Linked DNA regions of Homo sapiens: region 2 is linked to region 1. The links are chromatin contacts, found by Hi-C or POLR2A ChIA-PET in ENCODE. All regions are on one chromosome and are shown on one strand. Each heading gives the region's core, a stretch centred on a gene start or an enhancer-like site at or near the end of the contact. The rest is flanking DNA. Distances are from core to core; before and after follow the strand shown.

Evidence for each region. Hi-C counts contacts between places; a loop is a spot of excess contacts on that map. ChIA-PET counts read pairs that join two places held with the same protein, here RNA polymerase II (POLR2A).
Region 2: a map of dorsolateral prefrontal cortex shows a loop between it and region 1 (5-fold over the local background). The contact joins two enhancer-like sites. A Hi-C loop is called at or near these places in 1 of 168 maps with a recorded cell type or tissue (dorsolateral prefrontal cortex). POLR2A ChIA-PET finds 5 or more read pairs at or near these places in 1 of 52 experiments (GM12878).

Annotation. Positions count from the first base shown.
Region 1 is chr16:86,529,613-86,532,275 of GRCh38, reverse strand. MTHFSD (methenyltetrahydrofolate synthetase domain containing) reads left to right here. Exons shown (of 8, transcript NM_001159377.2): 8 at 1-2,090. The coding sequence ends at 265. Among named protein-coding and RNA genes, the nearest start is that of FOXF1, 20 kb to the right of the region's middle. Within about 2 kb of position 1,250, at least 7 of the 41 ENCODE cell types and tissues checked have a DNase peak (open chromatin) inside an H3K27ac peak, as active enhancers do; they include dorsolateral prefrontal cortex, where a contact is called at or near this core.
Region 2 is chr16:86,490,235-86,492,897 of GRCh38, reverse strand. The region is part of intron 1 of FENDRR (FOXF1 adjacent non-coding developmental regulatory RNA); the gene reads left to right. Among named protein-coding and RNA genes, the nearest start is that of FENDRR, 17 kb to the left of the region's middle. Within about 2 kb of position 1,363, at least 2 of the 41 ENCODE cell types and tissues checked have a DNase peak (open chromatin) inside an H3K27ac peak, as active enhancers do; they include dorsolateral prefrontal cortex, where a contact is called at or near this core.

The DNA.
Region 1 (2,663 bases), core at 1-2,500:
CCCACCAGGGGAGGGTGCCCCGCTTGCAGCCGATGTTTACGTTGGGAACCTCCCCGGGGACGCCCGTGTGAGTGACCTGAAGAGAGCCCTGCGGGAACTCGGCTCCGTGCCCCTGCGGCTCACCTGGCAGGGCCCGCGGCGCAGAGCCTTCCTCCATTACCCGGACTCTGCCGCAGCCCAGCAGGCCGTCTCCTGCTTGCAGGGCCTGCGCCTGGGCACCGACACCCTGAGGGTGGCGCTGGCCAGGCAGCAGAGGGACAAGTGACCTCGTGGACAGCCACGGAGCTCACTGCAGACTCGCCATCCCCGTCCCCTGCCGCTCCGGTTCCGATGGCACTCGAGAGGCCTGCGTGGCAAGACGTGTCGGAGCCACCGCCTGAGCTGCTCGGGTCTCAATTCTTCTCAGAAGTCACCGCTCAGTGAACGCCCAGGCCCTCCTGTGAGTGGGGAAGCCGCCCTGCGGTTCATCTCACAGCGCGCAGAGACTGCAGCCTCCCAATCGTGCAGGCTCGGGCCTTGAGTCGGTTTCTGTTTCTCTGGAGGGACAGAGCAGAGGGGCCAGGGACTGAGTGAGTGGCTAAGCAGGGGAGGGTGATGTGAAGGTGATCTCGAGTTTGCCAGGGGTGGGCTGAACAGGAGAAGATGAACAAAGGATCCGGCTCTCAAAAGGCCCTGGCAGGGACTGGATGCTGGGTACAGAAGCGCGCCCTTGGGCTTCAGGCTCCTGAGCTGGCAGCACGGCAGGGAGAGCTCCATCCATGTCGCAGGAGCCCAGGAAGCTCAGCCCCTGGGTAAAAAGTGCTCACTGCAGCTCAGATCAGTCCTCAGGTCACATTTCGGGGAGCCAGCCTCCCCTCTTCCCCTCCCCAGCCCCGCTCCTCCCTCTGTGGACACACTCCGGGCCCTCAGCCAGCTGGCTGCATGAGGAGCAGCTTTGTGCTGTGGGAGAGACCGGCTCTGGGAGAATGGGTTTCATCCCAGCCTACGTCACATTTGCCCAGTGCCTTATGTTTTCTGGGTTTTTTTCCTCCAGTTCTGTTTCTAAAAACCAGCTTGAGTTTGGCTGAACTGTCCTTTCTCAACAGAAGCGCTTTTGCAATTGATCCCGGGCAACAAGTCAAAATAAGCTTTTAAGTGGAGATTTTGTTTTTTTCAAATGTATATGCTTTGGAAATTTTGATTTTTTAGCCAGAGGGTTTTACCAAGTGTTCTTTGAAGCACATTACGATGCCTCGAGAGGGCGGCCCGTGCACGCGCTTTCAAGAAAATGTTCTCGGGACACTCGGTCTTCTCTTTGAAAGGACATTTTCTCATTGGTTTTGCCGTGAAAATCCTGTGGAGACTTCGCAAAGAAAACGCAGCCTTACATTTGCTCATTAAAGACAGATTTCCTTCCCAAGTCGCCATGAATAAAATGAGAGAGTAGAAACGTCTGGAAGCGCCACACCTGGCCCTGGGCCCTCGGCCCTCTGTGTCCTTGGCCTTGCCCCCGCCCGCACGGCTGGTCACGTTTGTCATTGGGCATTCAGCTCAGCGTCAGAGGCTGACTCAGTCCCCAGTTCAGAGTAGTCACCTGGTTACACTGAACTCCTCACCTTCTTTTCTCTCTTTTTTTAAAAAATACTTCTTTTTCTGAAAGATTCTTATTTTTTTTTTTTTGTTTACCTTTTTCCTGTGGATTTGCTGCCGTTAGAATAGCAACTCCAGGAGAAGAGCAAGTGAGTCAGCCCCCCTTCTCCACTCCCTGCCCCACCGGCAGTGGGCACAGCCCTGCAGACAGGAGCAAGGACTTCGGGGAATAGACCCACTGGGGCCGGGAGAGGGAGAAGCTGGATTCTGACCCCACCACTGGCACTCCTGTGTCCAGCCATGCCTGACGCCCACCCCACCCTCAGACGGCGGGATTAAACCAGGCAGTACAGGGTTACTCGGGGAAGCCAGACTGCTGGGATTTCCTGTCGCTTTAGCCAGAATAATCCAGGTATATGGATATACAGATAATCTGAAAGAGTTTCTCATTTTTATATTTGTGGAACATCGTGTAAGAAAAACTGAAGAGCAAGTGCCTGAAATAAAATCCCCCACATGTATCAGCCTGCACACCTTTCACTGCCCTGTCCTTCCCAGGGAGGCCTGTGGGGACAGTTCCCAAGGAGCGTGGTGAGCAGGCAGCAGTGAGGCAGGTGCTCAACAACCCAACTTCTTGTTCCCACGGCTCAGCATCGGGATTGTGTCACTCACACGTGATAAGGGGAGAATGGAAGACAACCACTTGACAACTGCTGAGACCATCCCTCTTATTTTTATATCTGTTATTATTATTTTTTGAGACAGGGTCTTACTCTGTCACCCAGGCTGGAGTGCAGTGGTGTGATCACAGCTCACTGCAGCCTTGAACCCCCAGGCTCGAGCCATCCTCCCTCCTCAGCCTCCACGTAGCTAGGACGACAGGTGTGCACCACCATGCCCAGCTAATATTTTTTAGTAGAGATAGGGTCTCCCTATGTTGCCCAGGCTGGTCTCAAACGTCTGGCCTCAAGCAATCCTCCCACCTTGGCCTCCGAAAGTGCCGGGATTACAGGCATGAGTCACTGTACCTGGCCTGTACCCTTCTTTCTGAGACAATCTCACTCTTGCCCAGGGTGGAGCGCAGGGGTGCAAAC
Region 2 (2,663 bases), core at 114-2,613, 39 kb after region 1:
GAGTCAGCAGCAAGTCCTGGGCAGCTTTCTGAATTTCATCCTGGCAAGGAGAGGGATGCTCATGGCCCTTCCTGGAGTTTCCTGCCACTCTGAGAGGGAGGCACTGGGTGGCAGTGCTGTGTGACCGTGGCCACGTCCTGCTCCATCTCTGGCCCTCTGTTTCTTCTTCTGGGAAATGGGGATTCTTTGTTAACCCTCTGGAGACCAGGTCTTCTGCCTGTAGCATTTGATGGTGCCATCCTTTTTAGTTTAATCATTTTGTCTCTGCAGTGTTATCTTCATCACCACCACTGTCATCTTCATCACCACCACTGTCACCTTCATGAAGCACACATCAGTTGCTTCACAAGCATTTAATCATCACACCTCTCCAAGGCAGGTGGTATTATCCCCATTTTCCAAGTGAGGGAATTGAGGTTCAGAGAGGTTGAGTAACTACCCAGGGACACACAGCTAGTGAGTGATACCACACGTATTACCTCTCTGCATCATTTGTGCTCATTGATAGGTGATTAGGGATCTGTGTGGGATTTGTTCTAGTGACCCTGGCACCCATGGCTAAGGCAGCGGTTCAGGGGAAATGCAACAAGTTTAATTATGTAGATCCACCATTTAACTTAGAGTTTCTATTAAACAATGCTGCAAGATGTAACGTTTCATTGGGTTGCATCCTTTATTCCCCGGGAACTCCAAGGAGGGAAGATAGGCTACAGGCAGCCAAGGGCTGGACAGACTGCTGGGTGGCTCCTCTCATCTTCCTTACCCTCAGGTGTGTCTAAAAGCTCCAGCTCAGACCAAGAGGGGGCCATGTCCGAAACAGGCATCACTGCCTGGAACTGGCTTCCTTGCTACTGTTCAGGTTGTTTTGTGGCTGGGAGGGTCCCCCATCTGAGATGACAAATGTGACATATACTCTTGGAAGTACATGATCTATTAGTCACAGCAAGAGAATCTGCCATGCAAAGCCTTTATTTCATTGGAAGCTTGTTTACTGTCCGGCGAGCTGGCTGCTGTGACGAGAAGCCACAAGTACAATACCCCGATTGTGTCCTTCAGGACCTCAAAATTGCAGTTCTTACACAAACTCAGTTCTTGCTGTGAGAAAGGTTTTCTCTGTGCTTCTTCGCCTCCAAAAGTGAGATTGAATGCTTTCCTTGTGTCAGGCTTAATCAAGCAGTGGAGGCAATAACGGAAGATGCAGGAGGATTAGGCTCGCTCAGGCAATCTTTTCCCTTTGGGGATCATACTTGGGCTTGTTCTTTGGATTTAACACAGACGCTTATAGCTGACCTATAGAGAGACAGACACTGGGCACGGCCAGCCAGCAGCTGGCCATGGGGAACCCTTGCTCAGTTTGGAAGGCAGTGCCCGATGTTTATGAGGCACTCCCTGCGTGCCAGGCACCACGCAGAGTGCTGAGTCTATGATCTCACTCAATCCCCGGAGCAGTATAATGAAGGATGCTTCAGATGTGGACATGGAGGGAAGGAGAGGTTCTGACTCACCCAAGGGCACACATTAGTGAGTGGTGGAGCCAGGTCTCACACAGGCATTTGGTTCCAGAGCCCAAGTTTGCAGGACACCTGGCATGTGCTCATTGCCACCACTGACGTAGAACATGAGATGCAGAGCACGTGTGCAGGATGAAGGAGCATTGACAGTAGTGCAGGGGATTGAGGCCTGGACTGGGCAGTGTTAAATGAAATCATTAAAGTTATACACATCCCATTTGTGGTAACCAGTTGACTGCAAAGCACCCTAGAATCACTCTTGAAGTTCTAACAATTGCTTTCCAAACAAAAGAAAGGACGGGCGTGTCTGTTTGTATGTGTGTTTTAGGGCTTGTGACTCATCTGGAGCATCTGTTCCTCATAAGAGCACTTTTCCAAACAGGATTTGTGAAGAGGTGACCCAAATTTCAAGACAATGTTGGATGCAAACGGATTTGCCAGCAACTGCATCACTGTCAAAACCAGCTCTGCCCGTGTCTTCCGAAGATACCAAGTGAAATACATGTAGATGGGATTTACATCTGAAAAACCAAGGCAAGAGGCCATGGGAAGGGACGGAGGTGGAACAGGACTGGACAGAAGCTGATAAATGGTTGTTGCTGAGTACTGGGCAGATAGGGGTTGGTTATCCTATTGTCTTTACTTTCATATATTTTATTTTTTCTGTAATAAAACAAATTAAAATCACCTGTCGTGACCTCACAGGGGCCAGTGTGGGTTGTGGCGTGAGGCAGGAAGCTCTGCAGAGTTCCTTGGTCAAAAGGATTAATTACAAAAGAACTCCATGAACACCGAGAAGAAGAGAAGGGAATCCTGGCATTTAAAGCCACAAAGAAACTTGATATGGTCTTGTCTCCTTCTCTCAATTGACAGTGAGAAACTGAAGACCAGAGAGGGTGAGTGGTTTACTCAGTTTGGCACAACTGACCCCAACCTAGCCCTCCATGAGGACTGAGCGCATGAGAGATCCTGAGCCACAGCCGCCCAGCCCTGCTCCTCTCGAATTTCTGACCTACAGGAACTGCAAGAAGTAATGAAAGACTGCTGTTTAAAGCCACTGCATTTTGGCATGATTTGTTATGCAGTCGTAGATAACCAGAAAACATCGGATTTACATTTTAAGGTAAACTTTTTATTGAAACATCACATACA